2 separate regions of the Mus musculus genome follow, and region 1 is linked to region 2. The links are chromatin loops, found by intact Hi-C in ENCODE. Cell type or tissue: left cerebral cortex. All regions are shown on one strand.

Region 1 (8,000 bases), 310 kb after region 2:
TGGAGCCAGCCTATTTTTCAACATTTCATCAAAAGAAAGAACACTTCTGGCCCAGTGATGGAAAAAAATCCACGGTCTTCCACATCCTGTCCACCGCTGATTGGGTAACCAGCTGTCCCTCCATGGCACTCTGCAGCAGCAGGTCTTCTCTTTGTGTGCCCACGTCTCCTTTTTATCTGGCAAGACAGGGCAATTTCTTTGAAATAAGGCCCCTTTCTCTGCAGTGAGTGACCCAGAGTCACTCAAGGCTGTCATTTCCCAGCTATATCATTGACTTCAAATTCAATTTCAAGGTTCATGAAAGCTTTCCCTGTCCACCTTGTGTTGTGTTGCCTTTGTTTCTATGTCCTGCGAGGCAATTACTTTGGAATCCTAGTCTCCATTTTAGCATGCATCTAACTTAGGTAGAGAGAACTGCTGTGAACATGGTTGTGGTGACTGAGGCCTGGCAGTGATCCAGGGCATCGTAGTTGGGGCTTCTGTCACATCTATGGATGCTGTGAATAGCCAGTAATGAGAATAGAGGGAAATGTCATGCTAGAATCTTGCGGTCTACATCAGGCAAATCAGCTAACAATATATAAAGGAGATGCCATTATTCAGAGTATATAGGACCACGAGTGCTTCTCCAACAGTAAACTCGAATAATAAGTAATTATGGGCATATTTTAAAATGCAGATGCATGCTCCTGATTGATGGGTGGGATGGTATTCGCAGTGATGCCATTGAAACGTGCTATTTATGGTTGCCGTCAATTATATTCGAGTTTGTCAGGGAACAGCCTTGTGAAACTTAGCTTTCTCGTTTGTAAAATTTATGTCGAAGGCGTTTTTCAGTTCAGACCCTTTAGACCACCTGCCTGGTGAGTATTCAGAAATCTTTTCCATTCAGTTATCTATGATTTCTTGTCACCTAATCACATAAATTCTGTGCCCCATAATGGGAAATAGATTTTCTCTCTGGTGCCCAGGCTAATTGAGTGGTCATGGCTGTTTGAGTTGAGAAGGATTCTAAGGATGTTTAAAGGAGCCCTGGACACAGGTTGGGGGATCTATAGCAACTATGTTGCAGGTGTGCATTAAGTGTATGGTCTACTTCTTCATCTCCAAATTCCTCTCTCTTGGTCAAGTTTATACTCTTCAAGAAGCATACATGTTTACTAACAACATTTTCTGGACATGAAAAATAATATTAATAGATAAATTATTAAAAGACTTTTCATGAAGTCTACATTCAAATAAGACTCATTTATATCAATGGGGAAACTAGAATGCCATTAACTTTTTCTCCTAATGTGGTCAGTGCTTGCTCTCCTGTCTAAAAACAAGAAACATCTACTTTCCTTTCCTGAAAACATATTTTAAGTCAATACTAAATAAAACTGGGCCTAGGGGAGGGGAGGGTACCAGCCTGTGATCCCAACTACTTAGGAGACGAAGGCAGGAGGGGTGCAAATACAAGGCTGGTCTAGTTAATTTAGCAACACCTTGTTTCAAAACAGAAAGTAAAAGGGGGCATGGAGTTCAGTGTGGAAGGCTTGCCTGGCATGCATGAGACTCTCCGCTCACTTGCAAACAAACAAACAAAGCAAATAACAACAACAACAACAAAAGAGTTCCTGTGTGTAAGCACAAAATAGCAGTTTCAACTAAGAATTCTCTGAGCAGACAAAATATAAACCAAGATTTCTGAGAAAGTTTTACTACCATTGACCTGCATTCATTCTTACAACCTGTGAAGTCACTTGGGGAGACCTCTGCTCATGCCTGCAAGGGTGATGCTGATTATGTTGACTGATATGAGATGTCCCATCTTAGTTGTTGGTGGGACCATTTCTTGGACAGAAGATCCTGGGATGTATAAAATGGAGAAAGCAAACGAAAGTGCTAGCATGCATTCATTGATCTCCACTTCCTGACTGCAGATGCGATGTGACTTGCTAGCACTCTGTACTTGCTACGGTGGACTCTACCGTACTTTATCCCTATCTACTTTATCCCTTTCCATGCTTAATTTCTTAAGTCATTCGAAGCTTAGTTCTCTAAAATTCTGTCTGGCCAGTGATGGCCTCTCTTCAGTGCCTCCCTAGAGTTAGCTTGTCATTTTCTGGTAGGTAGAAACCTGTGGTACATGTACACTCAGTACATGTGTGTGAGATTATAAATGCCCGGTAGGGTGAGAGTAGCTAGCCCTAGATACGCATAGAATGAGTGCTGGGAGATGTCTTAGAGGACTTAACTTTGTCTAGCCTACATCAACAGAAGGAAACTGAGACTCAGAGAATCTCATCTTTAAGCCTTAGTGAAATAAAAAGGAAGTGACATAAAAGACCATCTCAAAAGAAAGGAGATGCAGGGTTCCATGCATCCTGCTGAGTTTTCTACGCTCTCCCTTCTTAATTCAGTTCCTCATTACAACCTAGAGCTGCCTGCCCATTTCTCCTGGTAACGTTTTCATACAGCTGTTAAATATGGGGTGGCTCAAAGAGATTCTCACATGAAAACAGCCCATACCATAGAGAATGTGAGAGAGACCACTGTACACAGATGTCTCTTTGCTTCCCATTCCACTAAAGTCCCTCCCTAAATCTTAGCATCCTTTGTGTCCTAGATTTCTGACGCTTTTGTGGGAAAAGAATCTATTGAAATGTTTTCCTGTGAGGTTGTGGCATTTAGACGACCACCACCTTAACCATCCAATTTAGATAGTGGAAGTGAAAGGTCGTCTTTATTTAAAAATGATTGTTTGACCTGATATTCTAAATCTAACAATCATATGAGGGACTGGATCTGAAAAAAAAAAATCCAGAAGTTCTGGGTAATGGCATTAGTGACTTATTTTTGTTTAAACTCTGAATTTTCCCTAGAGATTCTGCCTTCTGTCGAGATTAAGCTGTTCAGGCCTTAATATTTGCTGTGAAATAAATACCTTTGAACTTACAGATGCCATGGAGACAGGATGCGGGAGCCCATTACTAAGAGAGAAAACAAATTTCATGGGGCTGTTGGCATTTGCTCTGAGGGTCAAGTCTGGACACAGTAGTCATTTTTTGAAGTAGAAACTGAGAGGCTTGTAAAGAAATGCTTGTTTGCCTAAGATATAGCTAATTCTTCTTGGAAGAAATAACAGTTCAAAGTCTGTGTGGTCAAACTAGGTTTTCTGAATTCAAGGTCATTGTTGGGGAATATTCAAGCCTGTCTGGGAGAAGACAGTTAAATAAGGCCAAAGATGAATCCTCTTTCCCCCAAAACCTTGGTACATACCCAGTACTCAACAGAAACTCCCAGAATGAACAAATTTACATCCAACAGAATTGGAATGGGGCAGGTTATTTTCTTAGTAGTGTGATTTCACTTCATTCCACAAGGGGGCACCTGACAGTGTTTGGAGACACTTGTGGTTGTCACAATATGGGATTTGTGCTATTATGGATTAGAGAGTAGAAGCTAGAGGTGCCCCTACATATCCTGTGGTATACAATATGTCACCGCAGCAGGAGACTATGAGATCCAAACTTCCAATGGTGCTAAGGTTGAGAAAGGCCACGTAAGCCATCACAACGAAAGCAGATACCCTTCACTGTGGGAGTTCTTTCTACTTAAAGCTCTTGGACTTAAACATCCCATGGGTTCAGAATGTCTTAAACCCTACCAAATACTGTACAGTTCAGACTCCAGGAAGGCCTGAGGGTGTCTGGTCCAGCCCAGACTGGAACATTTGAAAGTTTACTTCTAGGGATCTCTTCATTTCTCCATATCTGAGGCATGTATGTAATGAGCTTCTTAAATTGCTCAAAATAGAGGGAAGGAAATAGGTTCCACATGCAGATACCTGGGCTCCTAACTAGGCCATGTTTTATATTCACTAAGACTCCTGGAATTGTTTCACTGGGAAATGTTGCATACTGCCAAAGTGTGTGGCTTTGGTTTTTTGTTGCTATTGTTGTGTTCTTCTCAATATGCAGTAATTTTGAGGAGCTGACCACATCTGAGAAAATACTCTACATCCCAATATCCTGAAAATGACTCTATGTTTTAGCAAGCACAGAGTTAAAACAAATGTTTAAAGCCACCACCCAGTCAACATCATGTGACTGTGGTCTGATAGACATGAGAGACTCAAGAAAGAAGGTTCCTGATCAAACGCCTGCCATGCTTTCCTGCACAAAGGGCGTGGCCGACACTGAGAGGAAGGAAGCAGGTGCTGTGATGGAGGGTGGCCAGAGCTATCTTTTTCAGGGTGTGGTGCACAAACTTCCTGATTCATTGAGAACAGAGCTATGTTTATTAGATGCTCCAGGTCTGAAGGGACATCATTCCTCCATATCCTCTTAAAATGTGGTTGCCAAGATGAACATAGAAACCCGACTTCAGAGACAGCCATTTCTCTCAGCTTTGGTTGAAACCGTTTATTATTTTTTTAAGTACTATTGTTTAGTATATAACATCGCTGATTATATCTGATTCCTAATTAACTCAAAAATATGATAAGACTTGTAATTTCTGTGTAATACTTAGATTTGGGGAAAAAATGCCCCTGACTGCTTGTTAACATTATACTCTCTTGGTGGAGATACACACTATCTGTTTTAAACTCTTTCCTGGCTGGGGTGAAATTGGTATTTGATATCTAGTGAAAGTATTTATATCAGAAATGCCTTTTCTCCATTCATTATTGTTAATTTGCTTTATAATTCTTTCATGCTTTCTTGCAGTTGTTAAGATTCATCTACCATCAACACCCCGGGTTATCATCTCTATGGTAACAGCATCCATTTCTTGAGCATCTTCATGGCAAATTGTGTGGCTTATTTTACATAATATTTCCTTAAGTTTCATGATAACTACATGAAATGAGGTTCACAGCCTAGATTTCAAAGAGAAGTGTAAGTCCTTTATTTAAAGTTAGATAACTGTTTTACTGCTGGCTTACAAACATGGAGGCCCTAGGTGATAAATTACAACAACATAGAAGACAAGTGATTAAAGGAACTTAGTGGCTCATTTGAAAGCCTCTTTTGTAAAACACCATGCAGCTATTCAAAACTACATTGCTGATAATTTCAAATGAATCTCCCATTGGTGTGGTAGTAGACACACAAGCTTGAAGGCAATAAAAGATACATAGACATGAATACAGACACACACAAACTCAAGTCAATATTGAGAGAAATAGAGAAACTCATGTAAGATCGGAAGATTGTATTGACATTAATATCCAGTCTTAATAAAGTACTGTAATTGTAAGATGTGTTACCATTGGTGGGTGGGTAAGATGAATTGGTAGAATAAGGAATGCTCTGCAAACCTGGTGCATGACTTGACCTTGATCTCCAGAATCCATGGTGAAAGGAAAGAACCAAGACCGGAAGGTCATCTTATGACTTCCAGTATGGCACATGTGTGCCCACACTCACAGACACCCATGTACACACACTAAGAAAAGCTATTACCATTGTAAGAAGCTGTTAGAAATATACTACAATTTGAATGATAATACTTCCTCCAAAATTAGTGTTCATACCTTGATGGTCTAGGCTGGTTCCAGGTCTCAGCTATTTGAATGGCATTTTACTCAGCTATGACAAATCAAAATTATGTCGTTTGGAAGGAAGTGCATGGAAATTGAGATCATGATTGAAATAAACCAGACCTATGGAGACAAGTATCATACTTTCTATTGTATGAAGAATTTGATTTAAATATGAATAGAAAAATGTGTATGTATGCACACACCTGTATATGTGTATATATTCATATACAATGAAAACAGAAAGGATACTATGAGGGAAGGATAATACCTAAAGAGAAGAGGAAGAGGATGATGCTAGAAGAAAAGAGAGAAAAAATACAACTCTCCTCATTGAGAATCTAGATTTAAATATGTCTATGTACATATGCTATGAACGCAGAAAGGGGGTTATTTGAGGTGAGGACAGAAATGGAATGATGTGGGAAGAACAGTAAGACATTTAGTACATCAAGGTACGATACTATTTATGTATCATACTGAAACCCATTATCCTGTAGGCTAAGTAAAAATATTAGCAACATCAACAACAACAACATGTCAAACCTAATTCCCAGTGTCTTGCCTTTTGGCAAGTGATTAAGCTGTGTCTTTACTGTAAACTCCAAGGAAATGATGTTTTCCATACACAAATAAGGCATTTGTAGATGTGAAATCACATAGAATGTGGCAATATGCACAGAACCATATAAGTTCAGCCAGATAAAATTCCATCGTAGAAAAGGGGGACTATAAGATAATAGTTTTTCTTGTGTGTTGATATATGCAGTAAACATGAAATGTCAATATCAGTGCCTATAAATAAATGTTTATTTGAAAAAAAGGATGTATCTTTATTCACATAAATGGAATGTAGGACTCTCTTGCTTTTTCCTCCCTTCCTCCACTTGAGGATGCAGGACTCATCCACTTCAGAGGATGCAGCAATGAGTAAAAGGTTAGACTGTGTCCTTCTTGGATAGCACTCCTGACAGCATACCCAGTAGCAAGAGCTATGAGAAATAACTCTATCGTGTATAAGCTAACCACTGTTAAGTCTTGGATATGATGCGTTCCTTAATAGGGCTCATGCATTGAAAAGTTGGTTGCTTGTTTGAGATGTTTGAGAGTTTCCAGACACTCCTAGCAGAGATGTTCAGGCAGAAATAAATTATGTATTCATAGGATCACGCTATATCAGTGGTTCTCAACCTGTGGGTCGCGACCATCAGAGAACATATATTACCGATGATCTTAGGAACTGAGACAATTCTCAGTAGCAAAATTACCATTATGAAATAGTAATGAAAATAGATTTATGGTTGCGGGTTCCTCAGACCATCGGAAGTATGTGTTTCCCTGAAAGTTGCCACCCCAGGTTGAGAACCGCTGCTCTATGTGGTTATCTATAAGGATATCACGGTGCCTGTTTGTATTGGGCAGGATTCTCTAGAAAAGCAGAACAAGTAGAAAATACTTACTAAATCTGGAGAAGACAGCAGATGACACTCCTGGACTGCTAGAATCTCAGGAGGTGAACTGGGGTTCTGGGAAAGCAATCATCCTTCACCGTGGCTGATGGTGGAAAACAGTAGTCAGTGAGACAGAGAAAAGGCAGACACGGAGCAAGGAAGAAAGAGAGGAGAAAAGGAAGAAAACTTCAGAAAACACAGCAAGGTAATCTAGAGTCTGTTCTGAGGGCTCCACCCCCATTTGGGGATGCTCTCCTCAGACAATGGCCTGAGTGCCTCTGACTCAGAAGAGCCATTGCTGAGACAATGAGAAAAATGCATAAGATTCTTGCAGTTTCCGATCATTTTAAGGAGGAGACTGAGCCAGCAGAGGAAGAAGCCCTGCTGGGTAAACCTTTTCTCAACCAGAGCCTTGGCAAGAAGCCACTTTCAAGAGATTCCCATTGATCTGATGCTCAAAAATCTCCCAGCCCCCTCTTCCCATATATACACAAAATGGCTAGGGAGACAGAGCAGGTATCACAGCGTTTTAGTCTGAGATCTGACCTAAAACAATATGTGTGGATAGAGGAGTAAAACTTTGAATCAGAGCTGTGCAGTGTCCCATAAGGTGAAACTCTGTTCTATGCTCTAGACTGGTATGGATCACAGAAATAGAGAGACAGAGACAGAAACAAAGATATACAGAAAGAGAGAGAGAGAGACAGAGGGGAGAGAGAGACAGAGAGAGAGACAGAGAGAGACAGAGTCAGAGACAGAGGGGAGAGAGAGAACCCTATATCATGCCCACACAAGGACCCGTATAAAGCCCAGCTCTACACTAACACCCAACAACTCATGCAGGAGACTATACCAAGGTGAACTTGGCCTACAGGCTCTACCTCCCTAACTGACCACATGAAGGCAAAATCAGTACTAGTAGCCATGCTCGCCCATGCTAGGAACTGCACCCATACTCTGTTCTTGTGAGAGGCTGCCTGTACCCCACCCTGGGGAAAGACTGGACAGAGAGGAAGGCC
Region 2 (8,000 bases):
GACTCAATTTTCCTTTTCAAGTTTAAGTTTAAGGTCCACACAAAACAGCCCACTGCTTATCTCTCTTCACGTTGCAGGGTGAACTTAGTAAGGAGTGGAAATGTCCACACCTGTGCTATACATCAAACCCATAGGAAACAAGGGTCAAGTGACTGTGTTTGTTTCCTGAATATTTGTTTTGTTTTGTGCCACTCTCACCTGCCACCTGTGTGTCCTTGAGGATTCTTGTTCATGCTGCGTCTCAGTTTTAGAAATATTTTACTGAATATTCATGACAACATTTTCCAAGTTTATAAATGTAAAGGTTTTCTCTATTTGGTCCCAGGTAAGCATGTGGCTACTTCATTCTGAATGTCACCCGCCAGCCAGGAAAGAGGGTGAGAATTGGTAATAGAGTTGGGTAATTGGCAAAAGGTGTGTTTATTCTAAGGATTGGACATTTTCTAAGCTGGCGCCTATCACTTTCTGTAATTCTTCAGGGTGTTTTTTAGGCATTTTATCAAGATGGATGGATTGACTAAGCAGCCCACTTGGTATGTGTGCAACAAATAGTGAATGTGAAAATGGCCAGGGATGGAGACAAGTGTCTAGGATTTCCAGCTCTAACTGACATGAAAAAAAAATCAGGGTTTCTCAAAATAGGGGTCGCCTAGCATATCATTGTTCAAATCATCTCTATGCTAAATCAAAGCAGAAGCCAGGACCTCCTGCTTAGTCCTTTCTAATGGAATGTTTTCTAAGCACAAAATTATTCCATTACAACAGGAAAGCATATTTTGGCTTCCTGTGAGAGCCACGTTGAAGAATTACACAAAGCCATAGGTATCAACACTGTACCAGCTTAGAAAATGTCCAGTCCTTAGAATAAAAGCACCCTGTGCCAATTATCCAGATCTATTATGGATTCCCACCCTCTTTCCTGTCTTGTGGGCGACATCCAGAATGAAATACCCACACACTTACACGAGACCAAATAGAGAAAACATTTACATTAATAAACTGGGAAAAAGTAATTATCCAATTACAACAGGAAATCACATTCTGGCTTATTATGATACCCACTGAACCCATTCATTTGAAAGAACTCTTATAGAATACTTTTGCCCCCAAAAGTAGTTTCTATAACTTTAAATGTGTAGTCTTTTTCTGTGAATGGGGGTTGAGGGGGAGTAGGTTGTTCCTTTTCTAAAGAATGAATGTACCAGCCAGCCTAATAGAAAAACTGGGAAATAGAAAAACTCCAGATGCTGCCTTCATGAATGTCATATTTTGGTTGGAGAGACCAGATAGTCACACACACACAAAAATCTTAGATAGCTGATGGATCCCTAAGTTTGAGGTCAGCCTGGTCTACAGGGCTAGTTCCAGGAGAGCCAGGGTTATACAGGGAAAGTCTGTCTTAGAAAACTAACTAGATAGATAGATAGATAGATAGATAGATAGATAGATAGATAGATAGATATGAGATAGGTAGATAGATAGGTGGAAGATAGGTAGATAGATGATAGATAGATAGATAGATAGATAGATAGATAGATAGATAGATAGATAGATGATAGATAGAAGATAGGTAGATAGGTGAGAGATAGGTAGATAGATAGATAGATAGATAGATAGATAGATAGATAGATAGATAGATAGATAGATACATACATAGATACATATATACATAGATACATAGATACATATATAGATACATAGATAGAAAGATAGATGCATAGATACATAGATAGACAAATGAAACCTTACCTGGCAGAGGAGATAACATGATCAAGAAGATGATTTTCCCAGGGCAAGGCTTATCCATTGCAATCCAGATGTGCTGACCCCTGAAACTTTCTCAAATGTGAGAAACATGACTGAATAACTTATGGTAGTGGGAGTTTGCATTCATGCTCTCCCCAAGTGGGGGGATCTTTGAAGTGATACTGTGATTAGTTGTCTGAGTAGATCCTATAGCTTCCTGGAAGGCAGAGAGATGCAGTGTGATTGAAACACTAAGAAAAAGTTGTTGTTTTAAAAAATTGTCATTTGATGAATGAACAAGATCCAGAAAGGAGCGAATGCAAGATGGATGGGGGCTGTGTCACACCAAAGAGGAACAAGAGGAAATGGATTCAGAACTCAATGCAATAAGCAATGACAGAGTGACTGGGTGCCTCCTGAGAAACATGACACTGTATGCCAAGATCTTGGCTGCCCCAATGCTCACTCTCCAGCGTGACAAAGGAGCAATACAAAGAAAAAGAGAAAATAAACAAAACCAATTTAGATTGCAAATTGTATTTAAGGGAATGAATAGGTGCAATGGCAGAGAATGTGGAGCAGGTTTGCATTCAGTATTTCCCAACTTTCAAGCACGTGTGAATTTCCCAGGATCTTATTAAGACAGATTCTGATCTAATGTATGAAATGGGCTGTAAGATTTGCATTAGGAAAAAAAATCCCAAACCTCAGATGGCATGCATACCCTTCTTCACCTTGCCCAGTAGGTGTGGCTTTACAGAACAAGTTCTGAGGACCCAGATAAAAGGATAGGCAGAGCACAGGCTTCCTGGTGGGACAGGGTAGTAAGGAAGCATTAAGAGGCAGCTCTGGATCACACTGAGGGGTCTAGAGTACCCAAGTGGGTGTCAGGACTTCATCAGTGAGGCTCATGCTCAAGATGAGACTTGTCTGTTACATAGACTCAGCTTACCAACACACTGTCCAGTCAGGGCATATACAAAAAAAGATACTCGTAGAGCATAGCAGAGAAGATGTAGACTTAGACTATGAAGGATCAAAGAAATAGGACTGTCATAATCCTATCACTCCTGAATGATCCCCTGTTGATAGGAAGGAAAGGACAAGCAGGATCAATGTCTAACAGAAAGGGAAGAAGTTTTTGTTTTTACCTCATGTGGGATTATATTAGGCTAAAGAAATTCTGTCAAAAGCACCAAGAGTCTTAAAGGAGTATATATGTAATTCAATTTAGGGCAAGATATGGAAAAAGGTGAGCAACAATGGGCTGAATTTGGGGGAAATTTATAAGGAAGGTCATATAAGAGCCAGAAGGGCCTGGGGAAACACTGGGAGGATGAGGAGGTACTGGGAGTAGTCCTTGTTCGTATGGGCAGATGCTGTGTGATGAGGGGACACTGGCAATTGTCACTGTCATCAGTGTCCACCACTCTGCAACCCTTCTTCCACCAAGGTTCTCTGTCGGACCACAGTTTTGAGGGTTGGTGGCCAAGCCTTTCCACCAAGGGAAGGATTGCATCTTCATGTGTGAAGGAGAGAAAAGTGACAAGAAGGTACAGCGCTAGGAGGAAAACCCATTGGCCTGACACAAGTATGGTGGTCCCAGGACAAAATGCAGTGCGCCATTGCCATGCATCATCTGGGGCAAGGGGCCGGGCATGAGTGACAGGACAGTGTCTCTTTGTGACTCCTTAGATTACAGAAACCAAGTCCTGGGCACATGGAGGTAAGTTCATAAGGACCCAGGCTTTCTTGGTGCTCAGTCTATCATTCTGTTATTCAGTCAAGGTGAACAAGTGTTAAGTGTGGAGGCTATATACAACATACCTTGCTGTGAGTGGGTGGGAACCTTGGCTCTTGCATTCATTGATATTAGCTTTGAGCTTATGTCAATGCTTTGGTACATAAGGTGACATTCTTATGATTACAGAATTCCATATGTCATAAATATGAGAACGCACTCAATGCATAATTCGGGCAGTTCCACACATAAATACTAGGTGGCAGCCCAACACTGCCTTTGGGTAATTGAGGCGTCTTGTCTGATTCTCTACCCAGCACATTAATGGAAAATTTTAGATGCTTTAAGAAGGGCTTTCAGTGGGAAGGTTTACAGAAATAAGTAAATGATGCTGATGACACATTTGTTAACTGCCTTTCTCCAAACCACTTTTTAAATTACGAATTATACATGCAATTTAATGAGACGGCAAAAACTTAAGGCAACTGAAAAATAGGCAGAGGATGTAAATAGCTATTTTATAGGAGCAATGCACAAGGCAATGGCCATATGCGGTGGGTGTTTAACTTCTTGGAAGATGAGAAATTATAATTATGTAAGTATGATTTTTATCACCCCTTGATCTGATAGAAACATTTTTTCTGAGTTCTAACCTAGAGAAAAATGAGAGATATGGTTAAAGATCTATGCACAAGTATCCTCAATGATTTATTTATGGTAATCTAAAGACGTTAGTTCTTAGAAGATGCTGTTTCCTACAGTAGAATATCATACATTCTTAATTGATTTGATTTTATGTTTTAGTCAGTCTCTAACAAAATTATATGCATTATAGTGAGTTAATGTAAGAAATGCTGACACATGATTCACAAAAACAGACAAAGAAGAGGGATAGTTTGCCTCTTTGGAGATGGGGAGAGATGGGATTTGTGGAGATTTTAGTCATTAGGAGAAATGACAGGTTAGAAGTTTCGACTATGAGGCCATCGCTTGGCTGGTGCAAAGCAGAATCATGATCAAATGGATCACTATGGTCACACAACAATGAATCTTTGGCAGCATCACAGGACGAAAACCCAGGTCTTTCTCTTGGACCATTTTTTTTTTTTTAATTCATGAATGTATGGGGACTTCAGTACGACACTCATTGGTGCTGTCAGAATACAGGTATCTGTGGCAATTAAAAAGGAAAATAATTCAGTAAAACAGGAAGAACCTTCTCTCTCCCGAGTGATACAGAAATATCTGTACCCATTTTATTCAATTCACAAATGTATTAATCTGCTTTTAATTCAGTTCTTAACACATTCTTACATAACATGTAATGCCTTTTATGAAAAGCAGAAAACTGTAGCTGGCTGAGCCTTTTGCTTTAAGCAAAGACATGAATGAACAAGGCAAGGAAAAACTGATAGTGTTGTTTGACCAAGAGTTTGTTTGTTGTATTCCTTTAGAAACACATGAACCAAGTGTTTGATTTATTTATTTTCTGACCTTATTGAGTCAATTATCCATTGCTCTCATTATGGAAATAGTAGATTAAAAATAAAGGAAGCCTTTCATCATGGTTGGGCACTTCAGTAACTATAAAGAACAAAGATATATAGTATCCAGTCTTGGAATCTAGTACCAAATAAAAGCTTAGAAGGCTTTTAATTTAGGTGAGTATATTTTAAAATAATGGTCTGACATAGTCCCTTCTTACAAACATCACAATCTATATAGTCAGAGTCCTGGTCTTTTTGCTTCATCTATCAGCCAAGCAACTTAACAAACTGATGGAGAAGTAACCGCTTCATTGGCTCTGTGATTCCAGCCGTTCGAGTATTTTTTTACATTATTAAAATCTTTTACTTTTTTCAAGTTAAACAATTCTTACAGGTATATATGTCAGGCACATCGCTTTACCTCTTTGTCTTCCTTCTTTAGCAATTTGCATTTTTATTTTTAACATGACAAATATAAAGTTACATGGAAATGCTAGGTAATAGCATTCTCCTTTTTCCTAGGATCCTGAACTTTGACAATGACATTGCTAAGAAATTTTACCCTGATTAGGAAAATATGTTGTTTTTTTTTTCTGTGTTCACTGATATATTTGGACATATCATACTTCCAGGTTCCCATTGAGGTGGGGATAGAAGCACAGGAGACGAAGTCCTACCCTTTGTGTGAAATGATATTACCATCGAGCTACTATTACAATAATTTCTATAGAGAATTGTATATCCGATGGGGCTAGAAACAGTGACAACTGTCCGCACCGAGTTTTCTTCACAAAGTGCTGAATGTTTGAGAGGGCTTTGCAAAACAGGTTAAAACCTTCCTGAATGAGATTGATGAAACAGTAGATTTTATTATAATAAAATACAAAAGAAGCACCTACTATTATTTATTAATTTTAAAAAATGCATATATTTGACCTACATGTCTAGTCTGCCTTTTATCTGTACAGTTGATATCATGAAACAAAGAAGGGAAATATAAATTTTAGCAACTTCAATCTTGGTGCTTTCTGGAACATTGAGAAAGGCAGTTCTTTGTATTTTGCTCATAATTCTGTTTGGGAGTACGTTGAAAGCATTGTAATAAACATTTGCATGTTTTATAGAAGGTTACGGGATTTCTACTTTTATTTGAATTTCCTTGCTCATTGGATCTATGTGTGCAGGATTTTTTTTTTTCAGTGTGAATGGTCTGGGTCGTCTTTCATTTAGGGCAGAAGCATAGACAATGACTTGAATTTGGCTTCCTGGTGTCTCAATAACTTCAGAATCTGTGAAAACTCACAGGAACCTCTTGCTCTGCCAAATACCTCCAAAGTTAGGAGTGGCCCAAGGTTAATGCTGAGCTGCAGCAGAGACTAGAGGCTCTTCCCTGACTGAAGGGTTACATCATTACATCATTTTTACCTTGCAGGTCTAGATTAATTTCAGCAATGTGTGAGGGCTTGCCCTTGGGTATGCGCTCACCAGGGACGCTCAGGTTCCCATGAGCTTCGGAAGCTCGGCTCCCATCCCTTTCTTTCCCCTACCCGCTTCCAATGAGTGTCGATGAAGCTGCCTTACTACTTACTAGTTACTAATTAAAATCAACCAAACTCATTCGAGATTTTAGAGGAAATGGTTTCACTTTTTTTTTTCACATTTATGATAAGGTTGGCTATAGGTTTGTTAGATATAGCGTTTTATTTCTCGCTAATTCAGGGCTTTTATGGGGTAGTCCAGGCTGACATCAAACTCACAGAGTAGCTGAGAATGACTTTGATATATGACTCTCTTGCCTCTATCTCCCAACAGCTGGAATTAAAGACATGAGCTGTCACCGCAGGCTTATACAGTGCTGGGAATCAAACCTAGGCTTCGGACATGCTGGGCAGTCTACCCAGCTAAGCTACGTATTTTTTTTATGACTGCTTCAATCCATGTTGATTGTTATAAATTTCTTTATATTGTTCCTATATTCTTTCGATTTAATGTTGGTAGGTCATTTGTGTCTCTAGGAACTCAATTTCTTCAGTATTTTTCAGTTACTTGGAATAGAAGCGTTTAAAGTACTCCTTAATGGTTATTTGGATTTCATTGGGATCTGTAGTATCCCTTCCCTTTGTAAATTTGTATCCTGTCTTTCTTTTGGTTAATTTGGCTACGAGATTGTCAATTTTTATTTTATTATTATTTTTTAAAGAACAATTTTGTTGTTTGCTTCTGATTGACTGAAGAATTGTTCTCTAGTCTTCATCTTTTTAATTTCTCCCTCATTCTTATTTCTTGTCCTACACTGATTTAGGGTTGGGTTTAGTCTTGATTGTCTAGGACTTTGTGGTGCATCATGAGGTTATTTATTTAAGATCTTTCTGTTTCTTTAACTATAAACATTCATATCTATAAGTATTCCCTTTAGACTTGCCCTAGCTGTATCTCAACAAGGCTGGTAAGTTATGTTTTTATTTTTATTTGTGTTTAACAGTCTCTTTCTTTCCTCCCTGATTTCTTCAGTGACTGACTAGCCATTCAAGAGTATATTCTTCAGTTTCATCTGGCTATTTATTTATTTATTTATTTATTTAGCTATTAGCTTCTAGAGAGCTATAATAAATAGCATAAAATGATAATATATAAGAACCTCTTTGGAAATTTTGCATTTAGTAAGGTTTGATTTGTGACCTAGAAACATAGTCTGTTTAGAGTAGATTCCATGGGAAGCTAAGAAAAAAAAATGCATGTTTTATTTCTTTCAGATGGAATCTTCTATAGCTATGTATCACATCTATTTGTTCCATAGTGTATTTTAATTCTGAGTTTTACTTTTTTAATTTTTAGTTTGGATGGATTATGTAGATATGAGTATGAGATGTTGAAATCATATACTATTATTATATTGAGACTTGTCTGACCTTTGGTGTTCAATAATGTTTTTTTTTTGTTTTTTTGTTTTTGGTAAGAGTGAGATTGTCAATGTTTATTGTCTGCATATTCATAATTGTAACACATTCTTGACAAATCATTCTATT

Evidence for each region. A loop is a pair of places that touch in the nucleus more often than their neighbours do. Peaks named below come from ENCODE experiments on the same cell type or tissue, not always from the same donor. Only the 100,000 strongest peaks of a DNase experiment are listed, where the experiment ranks them.
Region 1: a loop joins it to region 2, with 2.4 times the contacts of the local background. A loop is called at or near these places in 2 of 42 quality-filtered maps.

What each region holds. Positions count from the first base shown.
Region 1 is chr1:77,584,999-77,592,998 of GRCm38, reverse strand. Gm32793 (a long non-coding RNA gene) reads right to left here. Exons shown (of 6, transcript XR_865558.1): 4 at 6,991-7,084. Among named protein-coding and RNA genes, the nearest start is that of Gm32974, 14 kb to the left of the region's middle. In left cerebral cortex, a CTCF peak has its summit at 3,367 (motif pointing right); no DNase peak of the experiment used is centred here.
Region 2 is chr1:77,892,188-77,900,187 of GRCm38, reverse strand. Gm33083 (a long non-coding RNA gene) reads left to right here and starts at 3,890. Exons shown (of 5, transcript XR_373562.2): 1 at 3,890-4,082. The region is part of intron 3 of Gm33030 (a long non-coding RNA gene); the gene reads right to left. Gm26263 (a small nuclear RNA gene) reads left to right here and starts at 1,742; the gene lies at 1,742-1,905. In left cerebral cortex, a CTCF peak has its summit at 3,744; a DNase peak (open chromatin) is centred at 3,771; H3K27ac peaks cover 839 bases.